Regions from separate parts of the Mus musculus genome. Here region 2 is linked to region 1. Evidence: chromatin loops called from intact Hi-C (ENCODE). Cell type or tissue: left cerebral cortex. All regions are shown on one strand. Links, peaks and the distances in the headings refer to the core of each region. The heading gives the core; the rest is flanking DNA.

What was found. Hi-C counts contacts between places; a loop is a spot of excess contacts. Peaks named below come from ENCODE experiments on the same cell type or tissue, not always from the same donor. Only the 100,000 strongest peaks of a DNase experiment are listed, where the experiment ranks them.
Region 2: a loop joins it to region 1, with 2.8 times the contacts of the local background. A loop is called at or near these places in 3 of 42 quality-filtered maps.

The regions. Positions count from the first base shown.
Region 1 is chr5:52,809,054-52,817,389 of GRCm38, forward strand. It overlaps Zcchc4 (zinc finger, CCHC domain containing 4), which reads left to right. Exons shown (of 13, transcript NM_001308144.1): 9 at 6,748-6,869; 10 at 7,109-7,184. Among named protein-coding and RNA genes, the nearest start is that of Anapc4, 21 kb to the right of the region's middle. In left cerebral cortex, for the core only: no CTCF peak of the experiment used is centred there; a DNase peak (open chromatin) is centred at 3,594.
Region 2 is chr5:52,128,227-52,136,562 of GRCm38, forward strand. It overlaps Gm40302 (a long non-coding RNA gene), which reads left to right and starts at 2,116. Exons shown (of 3, transcript XR_868417.3): 1 at 2,116-2,205; 2 at 3,332-3,565; 3 at 6,016-8,336. Mir6417 (microRNA 6417) reads right to left here and starts at 7,791; the gene lies at 7,676-7,791. In left cerebral cortex, for the core only: a CTCF peak has its summit at 4,058 (motif pointing right); DNase peaks (open chromatin) are centred at 4,068 and 7,413.

The sequences.
Region 1 (8,336 bases), core at 110-8,109:
ACTCTGTGTGGCCGCCACGTGGAACTGTTCCTTCTTTTTGCAAAGGCATTTTTCCTTTTGTGATTTCTGAGGAGTTGAGTGCCTGAAGTTTTTCAGCCCTCACATTGTAAGCATCTTTACCAGCTGTTGCCAGATAGCACAACTGTCTACTGTCAAAGGCATATGCCATCGTGAAGAATATGTTGAAGTGATGCTGGTTAGCCAGTGTATGGGAGACTGTACCTGTGGTGCTGCTGCTGTGGAAAGCAAGCATTAACTTAAAAGTTTTACTTTGCTTTCAGCCAGCTTAAGAGACTTTTTTGAATTCTTCTCCATTTTCTATAAGTATATACTTTTAAAGGTGGCTACATAATCTTTATTTAATAATTTCACTTTACTTCCTTAGCTGGCTGTGCAGATTTCCTTCCTTCTTATGTTTCTTCTGTCTTTAAGGTACTATAACGAAACAGCTGTAAGCATCTCTAATCCATAGCATTTTTCCGTGGCTTCCACAGTATAGACTTTGAAAACTAGGATTATTTTCTCATTTGTGATGGCTTTTCTATGATGGTTGAACCATATTAAGAGTATCCTTTCCAAAAAGTGGGTAGTGTAAGCCATTTTAACCTTGACTTGTAGGTAAAGCATAGCCTACATCACAGTCCTTCCTTCCACAGCTGTTTCCCCTCCTTTTCAAGCTTGCAGGGCTCTTTGTTCTGTTTGAGGGAGGGCTGCTTCTAGAGTTGGCATTTGCAAGGCAGAGGCAGCTGACTTAGTCTGAAGAAGTGAACTAACTAAACTGGCTCCAGTGGCACCTGCTTCCTTTGAGGGAAGTGGTGCCCTCCTGTGATGGTCGGCACACAGTAGGTGTCCATATATTCCATATGAATAGAATGAGAAAGAGCACAAACTCTAGTGGTGAGAGGTATGGGTTTTAATCTCAGCTCAGCTGCTTAGCCTCTCTGAGGCCCCTCTTCTCTGTTAAATGAATATGATGACGATAATAATAATGATGCTGATGAGTATAGCACTGGTAACACATATGTCTCTTGGGGTAATGTATGGAAAGGGATACCCCAGTCCTTGATATGCGACACTTGTAGAGGCCAGGCTGTTGTCCACACGATCATCAGATAGTTTCAAGGCAGGGCAGAACTTTTCTCCATCTTTTTTTTTTTTTTTTTATACATCTCAGACCTTAACATTGGTTAGCACGGGTTTCCTGGAAGACAGTTGCATCTGCACGTACAGAAGTGGCAAGAATTTGAAATGATGTTAGGGCAAAAGAAGACAACTCTTTTACAGGGCAGGCAAATGATGTTAGTGTAGAGTTGGCACTTAGATGTCATTTTCTTGGCCTGCCTGTGTCATTAGGAAAGGGCTTTGGGAAATAGTTGACAGCCTAAGCTTACTGGCTTACTGGAAATAATTGTACAATTCACTGTATTATTAAAAAAAAATGTTGAGGTTAGATCATGTGTGTCTGATTGGGAGCAAAGCAAAAGCCAGCAGCTGGGAAGGAGGAGAATGAGATCTGGAGACAGCACATAGCCATGCCTGAGGCCTTGGGTTCAATGAGATCTGGAGACAGCACATAGCCATTCCTGAGGTCTTGGGTTCAATGCCCAGCACCACAGGCAAATTAGAACGAAACTGAATGCCCTCTATCATCCAGTACAGATCTTTCTGCATAGCTCTGACCCCTTCCTCCATCATCACCAAAGCCTCAATAAGACTTGAAGCCGGGTGTGGTGGCGCGCGCCTTTAATCCCAGCACTCAGGAGGCAGAGGCAGGCTGATTTCTGAGTTCGAGGCCAGCCTGGTCTACAGAGTGAGTTCAAGGACAGCCAGGGCTACACAGAGAAACCCTGTCTCGAAAAACCAAAAAAAAAAAAAAAAAAAAAAAAAAAAACCAGACTTCAAGCCACAGTACAGTAAAAAAGCTAACAAAACCACAATCACTGGCTCTTGTTGTAGGGGCAGGGAGGACACTGTTCAGATAAGAGGAAGGCTCACCTGCTGCAAATCTTCGTGACACATAAATCACTCGGATAACGTGCTCGATAAGCAGGCAATGAAATAGCGATCAGCTGCGGCTTTATTAAGGGCAGATAAGGAGGAGGAGAATTCCGATTTCAAGTTAGAAGTCTTGAGTCCTAGCACTGCCTGTAGAGCAATGTGACTAGGGCGATCAGCTGGTCTTTCCAGAGCTGTTTGCCTGACCTATAAAGTAAATGCTTCACAGAGCAGAGGCGTGGCAGGGCCTTCCCTCGAAGTGCTGAGACTCATTCTAGTGACGTCCTAGACTTGTTCAGAGAACGCCAGGCTCACTGGGCAAGCTAACAAGACTGATTAGTGATGTCTGCCCCAGGCTGAGGGGCGAGGAACAAGGACTGGAGTGGCAGCGTTCATGTGGTTAGCACACTCCATTGAGACAGTTTCACACCCCCAACCTCCGCAATGCTCTCTCTAGACTTCATGTCTTTTTTTTTTTTTTTTTTTTTTTTTTTTTTTTTTTTTTGAGACAGGGTTTCTCTGTGTAGCCCTGGCTATCCTGGAACTCACTCTGTAGACCAGGCTGGCCTCGAACTCAGAAATCCGCCTGCCTCTGCCTCCTGAGTGCTGGGATTAAAGGCGTGCGCCACCTCTGCCCGGCTACTTCGTGTCTTCCTAACCTGGAATACACCTTGCATGTTGAAAGTAGAGCTGTTTGCTTTGTCAACGCTAAACTTTTTTTATAGTCAGCCTATGTAGGAAACCCTTTTTAGCTTATTTTTACAGTAGAAAAGATATTTTGATAGGAATTTGGGGCAATTGTTGAATATTAGAAGATGGCAACCAAATTCTTGAAACTCGGTGTGTAATAAAGACTCCCTAAGTGTTGAACAGGGGGAGTAGTCTACATGGACATTTTAAATCTGGCTTTGAAGGCTGTGAGGCCGACTGTGGTTGTGGGGGCTGGTTGGTAAAGCCCAGGCAGTCTTAAAACCTTAGTATGACCACACAGCACATAGTCCTCAGAGAGCTGTGCAAATGCGAGTGTGGCCTGGAACATAGTAGGCGCAGAGGTCATGCTCTAGCGCCTCGGTCTCCATCTAACTGTTCAGGCTCAAGCTGCAGAGACATTTGCGTATGGCTCGAATTAAAAGTTGGGAACTGCAGAGATTTTGTGCTTTCCCTCATTTCTATACAGTACTTCATCACATTAATCAGTTCTGTGGGAGAAATTTTCTGTTTGAAAATGCCTCTCATCATCATTGTGAGTGAGATGTCAGGGATAATGACGGGAACATGGTGGATCAGCTCTAGCAGTAGCGATAGGCAATTTGCAAAATTGTGTTTGCTTTACAGCACTTCCACGGGAGGTTTATTTGTGTGGATGAAGCTATGAAATATGGATGTATGTTAGAGGTACATTAATTTACTCTAGCAGCATGCGTTTTACATACCATATGTTTATAGTTAATTAGCACAACAAACCCGCATTTAAAAATAATAATAATCTCAATTAGGTTATGCAAAATCGAGCAATCAGCCACCTTCCTGACACGCGAGTTCTCCAGCTCCTTGGGAAACCATAAAGAGGCTGCCCCTCCATCTGCTGCTGTGGCACGAGTGTCCCACGCAGTACACATCCTCCCACATCTTAACTCTCCAGCGATTCCAAGTTGCAGCAGTCTCGTGGGAAGAGTGGCTTTTCTTACGACACTCATAAGTTTATGTGCAAAATATCTTTTGTTGAATTTAATAAGGTACCACATATATTCTACTCCACAAAGGGCTGCACCAGGGAAACATTATAAATTGAAATCTCTTCAAAAGAAAACTACTTAAACTACTATTTTAGGTTGATTTTTTTTTTTAAAGTAAAATCCATTTTTGTGTCTTGCCTCTAACAGGTAACATATATTCACGGGATTTTTGAAAGCTGGGAAGAAACGTAGAGGTAACCTGGGCTGACTTCCCAGTGTAATAATCTCCTTGCTGAATTCATGACAAGCGCTCATCCAGCCTCACTCGGATGCTGTCGGGGCGCAGAGTCCTAAAGCCTTACAAGGCAACTCAATTTATTTAATAGCTCTAATCGTTAGAGAATTTTCTCATATTGAGATAAAATATGCTCCCCATTAACTCCTAACCATTGCTCCTGGTTCTGTTCTCCGAGGCAATAAAGGATAAGTCTAATTTCTATTCCATATGATCCTCCTTCAGTTATGAACTAGCTGTCAGTTCCTCCCAGTCTTTTCTGAACAAACACCCCCAATTTGTTAAACTATAAATCCTATTCATTGCTATTATTTTCAGTAGAAATGAGCAGGTTTTATCAGTGTCTGTCTTAAAATTCGGGGACTGAACGAAGGGCTGCAAATGGGACCTTAACAAAGTCTTCCCTTGTTGGGATACTGCGCATGCGTAGAGGCCTTCCACCAGCCTACCTGGGAGGCAAGGCAAGGCTGAGGGTGGAGGCCCCTGCTGGCGGGCAGCCTATCAGAAACCCTTGGGACTTTGACTTGTGCCTTGCCTTCCCTCAGCTAGTCTGCCCAGCTGTTTCTCACTGCTGCGGTCTGAGCCTTAGTGGATGCATTTATGAGTAAATCTGGTAATACCGGGTTAAACCAGAGCTGTGGAGAGTTGAGCAGTCTGCCATCAGAAGCTTGACTCCTACAGTTTGGATGGAGCGTGGAGGATGAGTGCTGTTGAGTGCTCAGCCCTGATGGAACTTTTTTATGCCATATTTTTTTATGTATTCTTTGAGAATCTCATTCATGTGTACGATGTCTTTGGGTCATAGCCACTCCTGCACTTTCTCCCTGACTCCCCGGAAGCGGGATATCTGTATCAACATCCTCAAGGCTGAGGAGATATCACGGAAGAAGGAGTAAAAGGGATGTCAGAGTCAGGATGGGGAGGCGTGCTGTGAATGCCGCTTTCTGATTCCCTGTGCAGTACCTGTCCGCATCCTACCCTGTGTGGGAGGGTGACAACTACTGAGGAGCTGTTGACAGCTGAACACTGCTGGAAGAGGCAATGCAAGGTTTCTTCTAGGGTGTGGTTGCTGGTAGGTTGTCCATGCTGAGTGACCCTTCCCCCACCCATGCACACGCTGGTAACTAATTGGACTCAGAGACTCAGAGGGATGGAGATATATGTATATGCATATGCACATATACACATGCACATATATACCTTTTACAGGACGTGAAAATGGGAAGAGGAAGCACTGGAGTGGAGTCAGGGAAAGGGAGTTTGGTCGGATATGATCAAGATACATTGTATACATGTATGTATAGTCTAAAAATACTTGTTTTGTTTTGTTTTGAGACAGGGTTTCTCTGTGTAGCTCTGGCTGTCCTGAAACTTGCTCTGTAGGCCAGGCTGGCCTCGAACTCACAGAGATCTGCCTTCCTCTGCTTCCTGAGTGCTGGGACTAAGAATACATTTTAAAAATTGTTTTTAAGAAAAGCCCGTCTCGCCGGGCGTGGTAGCGCACACCTTTAATCCCAGCACTTGGGAGGCAGAGGCAGGCGGATTTCTGAGTTGGAGGCCAGCCTGATCCACAAAGTGAATTCCAGGACAGCCAGGGCTATACAAAGAAACCCTGTCTCAAAAAAAAAAAAAAAAAAAAAAAGAAAAGAAAAAGAAAAGAAAAGAAAAGAAAAGAAAAGCCCGTCTTCCTGTCATGGTTTCCCTTGTTTGTGCTTCATTTATTTAATAGCCAGCTTGTAAGCCTGGTCCATTCCAGCTTCCTAGGTGTATCTTTGCTTCTCATCCAAAGCGTTCATGCCATCTTATGTGGAAGTTAGGATCCACCCGTCCTGAGCTCCTAACTGTCGTGGTATTCTTGAGGAGGATCTAAAGCAGTGGTTTTCAAACGTGAGCATGTGAGGAGGACTTGCTAAAACACATTGCTGGGCCCCACTGCCAAGGTGTCTGAGATAGTAGATGTAGGCTGGGTAGGAACTTGCATTTCTAACAGGATCCATCCCAGTAATGTTGGTGTTGCCGATCCCTTTTTGAGTATTATTTATCTAAAGAAAGACATGTTTAGTAGCTAGGGCGATTCACAACAGCCTGAGAGTGAGTATGGATACTAGCACACAGGACAGGGGATTTAGGCATATAAGACAGTGCTTGGTGGCCTCACTTTGAAAATAAATGCTGGCATCACAAGTTCAGATGTCGAGGGAGGTCAGTGTTTGGAAGGGTCACTGCTGGGTACAGAACCAAGGGTTCTTCATCCCCATCTTCCTGCCTCGTGTCAGCCAGACTGTGGACTAAGTGACTCCTCAGTGTAGCTCTCAAAGTCAAGATCCATGACCTTTTATAGGTAAAAAACATTCCTCAGATTGTAGAAGGCTGGGCAGAGACCGCACTTTGATGTGGCCAGCTGAATAGCAAGCTTTTCTCTAAGAAAGTGGAACATCTCAGTGTCACTAGCATACATCTTCAAACAAAGCCTGTGGTTAGCATCAGAAATAAAGCTTTAATTACAAAATACTTTGTTTTGTAGCCTTTTAGATAAAGTTAGCGTCATTCCCATTACCCACCAACATGAGTGTGACATAACACATCTTTCCCTTGTTGTAATGGAATGCCACTGCTCTAGGCGCCTCCTGAGGTTGGCGGCGAGTAAACTTGCTTTTAGGACTTTCTTATTCCCTACTGGAGCACCTCAGCCTGGATCTTGGCATCAGTTTGTTTGTTTATTGGTTAAAGGAGCTTAGCGAATGTTGACTCATTTGAGTGAATTTTCTTTTTTCTTCCTAGGTGGATTATGATAATCATGCGCTTTACAAACATGGAAAGACAGGTCGAAAACAGTCTCCTGTCCGAATTTTCACCAACGTTCCACCCAACAAAATAATCCTTCCATCAGAGGAAGGATACAGGTGAGAGCGCTTTGAACTTCCCAAGTCACCTGAAAATTCACATCTATGTACCTAACAGTAAAATGCTTTCAAATACTGAATCATGTGGTTCTTATATTACCCTCAGATTTGGTCCATAATTTCATACTGAATTGAATTCTGATTACCTCCAATTTTTGGAGCAAGTACCTTGTTTGCTTTTGTCAGTTCTGTGAATCTCAATGAACACTTGCGGCTCATTTCCCTGTTTCTCTCTTTAGATTTTGCTCCCTCTGTCAGAGATATGTCTCTCGTGAGAACCAGCACTGTGTGCATTGTAATTCTTGCACATCCAAGGTATAGTTCTCTTATGTCACCCACTTTTATGGAAGGGATTGTTTTATGTTAGTTTGTTAGTTTTATCACTTTTAAAGTGTTATGTTAATACTTGAATTCATGTGTATTATTTCCACCTAACCTTAATACAGTAGTATTTTATTCTAATTACAAATTCAGCAGGCTTTTAAAAGGAATCTTATTTTGTGCATGAAAGTTGTGTGTGTGTGTGTGTGTGTGTGTGTGTGTGTGCATGTGTGTGTGAGTAGGCACATGTGAGCCATGGCACACGTATGGAGGTCAGAGAATAACATACAAGAGACAGTGGTCTCCTTTCACCATATGGGTTCTGTGAATCCAATTTGGGTCATCAGGCTTGGTGATGGATGCCTTTACTACTGAGCTATCTCTCCAGCCCGAAAACAGGCTTTTTAAAGTACTTAATTTCTTTCATCACCGTAAATAGCTATTTCAATCATTTTCATATGGTACTTACGAAGAGTGTTTCAAATAAGGCACTAAGTGCTGAATTTATATGTCTGTTAAGAGTAAAATTATGATGTTTCAAATCAGGCTTTGGACCATTAGATGCCATTGCTGTTCTGATGAAGGAATGGTTAGTAACATGCACTGTGCACGTTTTATGTGCTAGCCTTGTTTCTAAGAGTTTTGCATGGGTTAACAAACACATTTAGTCCCCAAAATAGCCCCTGAGGTAGGCATGGTTACTCTCTGCTCTCTTACAGCCGCTGCAGAACAAGGGATCCTGCCTCCTGTTGATGGGTTTGGCTCTTGTGCTTTTTCCTAAGAGCCTTTGTGTTTGAAAGTGTTGTAGATTCGCAGCACTGTGAAGCAGAAAGTACTGACATGCGCTTTCTATCCCGTCCCTGTGCACAGCCTTCTCTCAGTAGTGTCCTGGACGGAGCATACCTTGTGTGACAGTTGATGAGTTCCTGTTTTACTCTGAGGTTCACTTTGGGGCTGTGTGTTCTTTGGATTGGTTGAGTATATAGTGTCCTGCTTCTGTCACAGTGGGCTTCAGAGTCACTTCACTGTGTTCCCTGAAAGTTTTCTGCTTACTGCTTGGTCACCCTTCCCTAACCTCGGGAAACTGGTCTCTTTACTGTCTCTATAGTTTTGTCTTTTCCAGAAAGTCATAATACTGCAGTCACA
Region 2 (8,336 bases), core at 320-8,319, 680 kb before region 1:
CAGGAGGTCCTGAGTTCAATTCCCAGTAACTACATGGTGGCTCACAACCATCTGTAATGGGATCCAATGGGATTCTGCTGTGTCTGAAGACAGCGATTGTGTACTCATATACATAAATAAATAAATCTTAAAAAAAAAGAATATTTGCCCTCAAAGAGACACCAAATAGCTGCTATGCACAGGAGATTTGCTGGTCTCAGTGAAGACTGGAAGACCAATACAGTTCTCCTGTTGTGGACCTCGGGGTTAAATGGGTTGAGAGACACATAAGTAGGACATCAACAAACAAGGTATGTGAGATGTGGATATAAAGAGAGACGCCATCATCCTTGATATGATAGATATGACAATGACATCTCAGAAAACTAGGGGGTGGAGTAAGTTCCGAGTCCCATTTGAATGTCAGGGAGGACGCCGAGTAAGCTAGAGTCACATTTATTTAAATCTCCACATAAAACATAGCAGCTCGAGGGAACGGTGATCAGCAGCTCTGGCCTAACACAGCCTCATAAAGATGGGGCAGAGAGCAAGCAGCCAGGGTCTGGAGTAAGAGGCCGGTAGGGTGATCCTGACTTGACACCAGCATCCTTTGACCTTCTCTGCAAGACAAGCAGGGACACCTGCATGTAGGAAATGAAATGGGCACCCAGCCCACAGGGGACCCTGAATGCTTTTCTTCTGTCCCCGTGATCACCAAGGGCTAGGCTCTAGACCTGTTTGAGTGTGTCCCCCAGTGGTCTGGCCTTGAGGCAGTCACATAAGAAGCGATAGGGTGTTTAGGACAGACAGACCTACCTAAGTGTTCAGGTGATGGCAGGTATGCTCTCTGAAGGGACTGGTGGAGCTCTCCTGAGACCTTGGTTAACTGAATGAGTGGATCTGAGCCTCAGTGTAACCTAGTGGTGGAGCCCTGGTCCAAGTCTAGCAGCTAGTCCGGAAGCCAAGACAGGCCCTGAGTTCCCTACGCATGCTCACTTAGCTCCGCGTCTGCCATAGGGTCTCTCTCACAGGCAAAGTGGGAGGAGCTATCTAGAAGCTACAGCAGAGCCTGGGGTGCTGTCTTGGGGATCATGAGTGCCCGCCTGCCATGTTGAAAGCTTGCTTCTAGCCTGATCTCCATTTTGATGTCCATGGAAGGTGTGGAACTTTTGGGGGAAAGGTCTTCATGAAAAGTCTTCCTGTTATTGGGACATGTGTTTTAAATAGATTGTGGGAGTCTCGTATGATGTCAATTTTGTCAGATTGGTGAGATTCAAAATCACTATGGTAACATACGTACGGGTGTGTCTATGAGGGTGTTTCTAAGAAAGTTTAATTGAGCTGATGTCTCACAATAACTTCCATTGCTACGAAGAACCACAACCACCAAGACCAAGGTAATTTTCAAAAGAAAGCGTTTACTGGGACTCACAGCTCCAGAAGGTTAGAATCTATAAGTATCATGGATGGCAACATGGCAGAAGACAGGAAGGCTTGGTGCTGGTGCAGTACCTGAGAACTTACATCTCATTCACAAGCATCAGAAAGCTAACTGAATAGTGTGGGCTTTAAAACCTCAAAGCCCACCCCCAGTGACACACTGACCCCCAACAAGGCCACCCCCTAATCCTTTCCAACGAGTTCTACCCAATGGGAACCACACGTTCAAATACAGCAGCCTACAGGGGCCATTCCCATTTAAACCACTACAGTTGGGAAAATGCACTCTGAACTCTTGGTTGTTGTCCAGTCTGGACCCCTAGCTGGTGGATCCATGCTACCAACATTCAAATGCACAGTGTTCAGCTCTCTCTCTCTGCTTCCTGACTGTGGGTACAGTGTGTCCAGCCACTCTCACCTTCCCTATGGCTTCCCTGCCATGACAGACATGTCCCCTCCGATTGTAAGCTTCCACAGGCTCTTCTTTCCTACCTTGCTTTTTGTCAGGTATTTGGTCATAACTAGAAGTGTAATTGATGCCTTTGGTCTCTTCATTTCTTTCTCCTCCCAGACGTAAGGTGAGCAGTAGTCTTCGCAATGAAATGCTGCCAGCATCCCAAAGCAAAACCAAGAGCCAGGATATACCTTACCCTCTTCACAAGTTGGTCATCTCGGGTATTAGCAACACCAATGGATGTCTCAATGTGGAAAAGTGATTGCTGCCAAGTCTGAAGTTTGAGTCTGAGACCCACATCATGAGAAACCCAAGAGATCCAATTTCTGAAGGTTGGAGGAAGGAACCACTCTAAAGTGGATGGTCACCCCCTCCCAAACTCTCTAACACAAAAACTCCCTCTTCCTCCCTCCCTCCCTCTCTCTCTCTCTCTCTCTCTCTCTCTCTCTCTCACACACACACACACACACACACACACACACACACCCCGCTCCCAATGCACTCAGGCTCCCTTTCCAGCTTGGCTGCTCTGAGCAGCTGCTAACAGCTGGAAACAGGCAGCAGTCAAGGGCCTGCAGGAAAGTGCAGAGAGGAGTCTCAGCAGCCCAGCTCTCCCTCCCTGGGGCTCCTGCCTAGCCTGACCTCCAGGGAAAGAGTAAAGACTGGGATCTCCCATGCACAGAATGTCCCAGTATTTGGAACTTGCTCCACCATTTCCTGGGGGGCCTCCCATCCTAGGCTGGGCCAGTGGTTTCCTGTGAATGTTCTACCAGGGTGCTCCTTGTGTCTTCAGTGGAGAATCAATGCAGCCAGACGGCCTGTCTCCAGTCCCCTCCCTCTACTCTGTAGGACCAAACCAACCTGACATCTTTTTTTTTTCCTCTTGAATTTAAGAGCCCTGCAGACGCAAGGATCCTTTTAGCTTTTAACATATTTAATAATTTATTATTTATCTGATATTTTTGTAAATGTATTCCTCAGATCAGGACTTTGCCTCTGCAGCTTCCAATTTGCACCTATCTGACATCGTTTATCTTCCAGCCCCTTGATGCTCTGGAGGGCGGGTTTCCTCTTTAACACTTCCTTAGAGTCCTAATGAACTTCAGTCACTGTACGAGTCTGTACGAGTGCTTCAGTCACTCAGGGTGCTGGCGCGCACACACACACACACACACACACACACACACCCTTTTGCATTTTTCCTGCTCTCAGGCATACAGATCATACGTGCCACTAATACAGTGTTGATCTCCCTAGGTTGCTTCTTTTTTTTTTTAAAGATGTTTGCCCTTCAGCCTGCTATTAACCAGTTTCTTCCTACTTTGAAAAACTCACTCTTTTAAATTTCATCATACCAGTATTTCCCCGGGGATTTTACCGTTTATTAAGTAGTCAAAACCAATTTTGGAGCAATCATATATACCAAATAGTCTCATGAATCTTTTGTATTCTCCACAGCTCCTGCACACAGGTGGGCACCCTGCAGGAACATCAGAAATACTCCACTGGCTAATCCACGTAGCCAACAGGTCGCTTCCTGAGAGGCGAGCTGGAGTGCTGCTTCAATACGCAGCAGTGCGGGTTTAAGCGACGGCATCCTCTCGGTTTAGCTGTGTGACCTTAAGCAACTGGCTCAGTCGCTCTGTGCTTCCACTCGCGCTGTGAAATGAAAATCCTTCCTACCATCTTGGGGTGAGGGTTAAGTATTGAAGCCTTTTGACCTAACTGAGGAAGTTCTCTATAAACAGTAACTTTTGTCCTGGAGATGTGGCTTGGTTGCAGAGCATTTTATCTGACGTGCGCAAGGTTCTGGGTTCAATCTCCAGCATGATAAATAAACGAGTAAGTAACTTATATTCTTTGAGTAGTCTTTGGGAAGAATTTAGGTATTAGAGATGTCGTTGACATCTTGGCCCAGGCTGTTCATGCCCACGCTGGCGTTCAGGTGTATGGAGATCACCCATCCATCCTAGTACCATCAAGCCACTTCTCTGTGACCTCAAAGTCACCGTCTGTAATGTGGGGGGTGGTGCTCATAATCCCAGCTCTCAAACCTCTCACCTTCTTTGAAATAATTTCTTGCCTTTTAAATCTCAGACAACTGTCTACACACCAGCAGGGGACAGCAATCTAGACATCTGTTCTCTCCAAGGACGCCTCCGCTCAGGTGGCAGCGGCAGAAATGCCCACTAGGGGGCGCGTGCGCTCTCTTCTCAGGCCGGGCTGGGGAGGGAAGGCGAGCTGGGAACCTTCTGGGCCCATCTGTGTGTATCAGCACAGGCAGACCTGCCACTGCCCAGCTCAAGGCTGAATTTTGTTCACATTAAACCTGACAAATCTGAGGTTAGAGGAATTAGTTAACTCACCCAGGATCTTAGAGCTAAGAGGAACCATGGTGCCTCTCTTGGCAGTCTTTAGGACCAGGGAAGGACACCCCTGGATTTTGCCTGCAATGTGGGTACCCCCAAATAGGCACGGGTGTGGGGCTGTTACCCAGTTTGCCCCCGAGAATATGGATGCCGGGCGGTGGTGCTCTGTGAGGTTTGGGACATGGCAGTAGCTAGCTTCTCTGAAACAAAATGCATAGTCCTAAGAAAGGTCTGTACAAGCCGAGCCTGGTGGCGCACGCCTTTAATCCCAGCACTTGGGAGGCAGAGGCAGGCAGATTTCTGAGTTCGAGGCCAGCCTGGTCTACAGAGTGAGTTCCAGGACAGCCAGGGCTAGACTGGGAAACCCTGTCTCGAAAAACAAAAACAAACCCAAACCAAAAAAAGGTTCTGTACGAAAGAAGTGGGTGTGCTTGACTTTGCTGAAGCTGCTCGGTGTCAGCTGGACCTGCTAGACACCCTGTTAAAGACACATGAGATGTGCAAACGATCAGTTTGACTTATGCTCTGGCAGAGTAAGGAATGCGCTGAAAATAAGGAAGTGGGGCATCTTGTGTTTGAATGACAGCCTGACGTCACTGTTTCAGAAACAAGAGTTTCTACACTTCACTACATAGCCCTTGCTGGCCTGGGACTCACGATGTAGCCCAAGGTGGTCTCAAACTTGTAATAGTCCTCCTGCCTCTAGCACCTAAGTGCTAAGGTTACAGCTGTGTAACACCAGACTAAAATGGTTGTTTTACACTGCTACTTTTGGGGTGATTTGTGAAACAGCAAAGATAACTCAAACATCATTTAACTGAACTGATACTACGTGATAGACACCAAAGTAAGGTACTGTGTGTTTTCTCTCCCAGTCTCCGGTTTTGAAGAAGGGTCTCCCATATCCTAGGTGGCTTCAAACTTATTGAGTACTTGAGGATGTCCTTGAAGTACTTAGTGCAGCACCGTGCCTGATTTTCAAACCCTGATGTCTCAATAATCTTGCATTGCACATTCATGGAGAATGACAACTCAGATTAGCAGCGGACACACTGAGAGATGCAATCAATGGGGGCACTGAGACGGCTCAGCACTTAAGAGGACTTGCAGAGGATCTGAGTTCAGTTTCCAGCACCCACATGGCCAATCACTGCTTAAAGCTCCACCTCTAAGGGATATAATGCCCTGGTCTGGTCTCCAGGAGCACTCCATGCACATACATACATACATACATACATACATACATACATACATACAAGCAACACTCATATGCATAATATAAAAATAAATCTTAAAACATATTCAAAGCCACATAAGGAGACCTACTCTTCATCACCAAAGCCTTTATTGATAAGGAAAGTAGGAACCTACAGACTGTGCTAAAAATCAAACGGGTAGTGGAAGACTGGCTGGTGGCCTTGAGTGGTGTACAATAATAAAAACAAAAGAAGAGCTACGGACAATGGAAAATGTCCCTGAGAATATGCTGTCCCTTGGGCTTCAGTCTTGCCACAGCTATGAGACTGGAAGGGAAATGCTTTCATTTCATTAACACCTTTACATGGCAGTGAGCAAGGCTCGAGCGCCAGTTTCCTCCGACCCCACCCCCACCCGCCACCTTAGCCTTTCCTAATAGCATCCAAGGATAGGGCACCTACTGTGTGTCTGACAGAGTGTCAGGTAGTCCATCTGTCAGGTAAGTGTTTCTCGTATCCACGAGGGTTTGAGTTTACAAACCTGGCACACCCATGTGTTCCCTTTCTGCCATCACAGGCCCTTTTCCTGGGGAGCGACGGAGCCAAGTCAATCAACAAACAATCGACTGTATGTCAGGCTCCGCCTATGTACCTGGGACATCATGACCCTCCTTGCCTCCTCCTCTGCTTGCCTACCTTCCTCTTGCCTTCTCTGATGACGCTTTTCACATGTTGCCGTATCTTGAGTCTCCAAACTCTTGCAGACAAAGGATCCAAGTATGACACAAGGCAGATCAGTCGAGGGATAGATGAACCAAAGAATGAATGAGAGGACGGGGTGGGTATATACATGTGACTTTCCCCAGCGACACATAAAAAAACCAACCCATGTATTCACTCCAGAGAGGACACGGACACACCAAAGGAAGGACTCTTCAGTTCAAGTCCAGCGTGGTCAACCAGTGGGTTTACTGGGGTTACTTAAAAGCGATACAAGCAGCTACATCACCAGAAAGCCCTCTGGGCAAACTACACTACCCGATGTCCAACGTCCAACCTCAGTTCACCCCTTACATAATCTCAGGATGGAGAAGGCTCAGGAGCCTTGAGTCTTCCCACTCTCTCCACAAAGGAGTGGCTCATGTGTGGGATTTCATCTTCTATCCAGGATGTCAATAGTAATTTCCAGATCGGAGGAAACAGCTATAGTACAGTGAGTACATGGGCAAATGGATGGGTAGCTGTGTGTGTGTGTGTGTGTGTGTGTGTGTGTGTGTGTGTGTGTGTGTTTGGGAGTAGGTAAATTAAAGGGTGGATGAGAATTGGTTTTCACTTAGTCCTCTGAATGGAGCATCAAATCTAGACACCCAGCACAGGCCTGTCTGAGTCTTGTGGTCTAGCCAAATTCAAATATAAAACTAGCCATCTACCCTGCCATGCAATTTGGGGGAAAGAGAGCCTAGCAACAAGTGTAGCAGAGGTGAAAATCCCCATGGAAACAGATACAGTGAACTTCCCTCGGGAGAAAGTGCTCTCAGTGACTCTGGGGACACAGTCGCAGAACACCATGCAAAAGGGCCAAGGACTCTTCCCGACGTACAGTCTACTTTAAGAGGCTTTTGGTCCATCTGAGGCCGTTTACTTTTGAGAAATGTGAGATTTGAACAGAACCAGAATGGAGCCAAGGCAACTAAAGGGCATCAGAGGAAAGCTGGCCACTTAGTCATTGCCCCACCGTGGCAATGCCTCCTTTGCAGAAGCTATAGAGAGCCGAGATACCTGGGATAGGAACCTGGAATTTTCTAGACCACAATTCTCAATCCAGTTGTGAGATGAGAGACACATTTTCAACGAGTCAGGCTCAACCACTGGGTACTTCACACCACACAGAGAGCACAGTAGTCTTTGAAACGTGGGTTCTGTTTTCTAGATCTACTTGTGCATGACTGTACTGTGGGCAGCCGGGTGTAAAATGTACTTCTGTTGTTCATCATTGTCAGAAAGCTTGGCACTGGGATGGGCATACCCCGTCTCAGCCAGAATCTACTGAAGTAAGTGCATTCCTGACGAACTAGCAGCTAGGAATAGCTAACCAAATGGGATGAAATTACAGAGCAGTTTCTTTTGCCCAGTGGGGTGGGGAGTAGGGGAAGTCTCTCTCTTTCTGGGACATTTTTGAAGCCCGAGTATTAGTTGGATTGCGGGCATTGGGAGTTGACGGATCTGCAAGCTCACACTCAGCGGAGGAACTAGTACACACAGCGGACAATCACAGCAGCACACAACCCTGTCTCACAGACACAGCTATGTGGCTAGCTGTCGTTTGCTACTCGGTGGGTTCTTCTTTTACCGTTCTCCATCTTCGCTTCCACCCTTTCAACCCTCTAACACTAGATAAGAGAAAGGACAGCGAGGAAAGAAAAGATCCCTAAGTAAGTCAGAGACTGGACGACTTCCTGCTGGTTAATGGTGTCCAGTGTGTTCTTCGCTGTCAGATTATCTCATTTGTAGTTGTTTCTTCTTTGCACCTGACTACTTAACCCACCCCACCTCTGGGGGCCCTAAAATTTATATACCCTTTGAGGAGTCCCCAGAATTCCAATTGTCACACAATCGCAGAAACTATCTGCAGCTGGCAAAACTGACTGACAGCCCCTCCCCAACAAGAGCACGAGGCAAATCATAGTCAGCTAATGTGGACAATCTGAAGCAGCCCCGTATCCCACACCTGGGATGAAAATGAAAATGTATTTTTATAGTATTGTTTTTGTTTTTCTTTTTTTTTTTTTTTTAAAGAAACCAAAATTCCACACAGCTAGTGTTGCTTTCATTATCTGGTTTATTTTACTACCTCTGAGGAAATAGTCAAAGCAACAGAGTTTACTCTAGGTGCAGAAA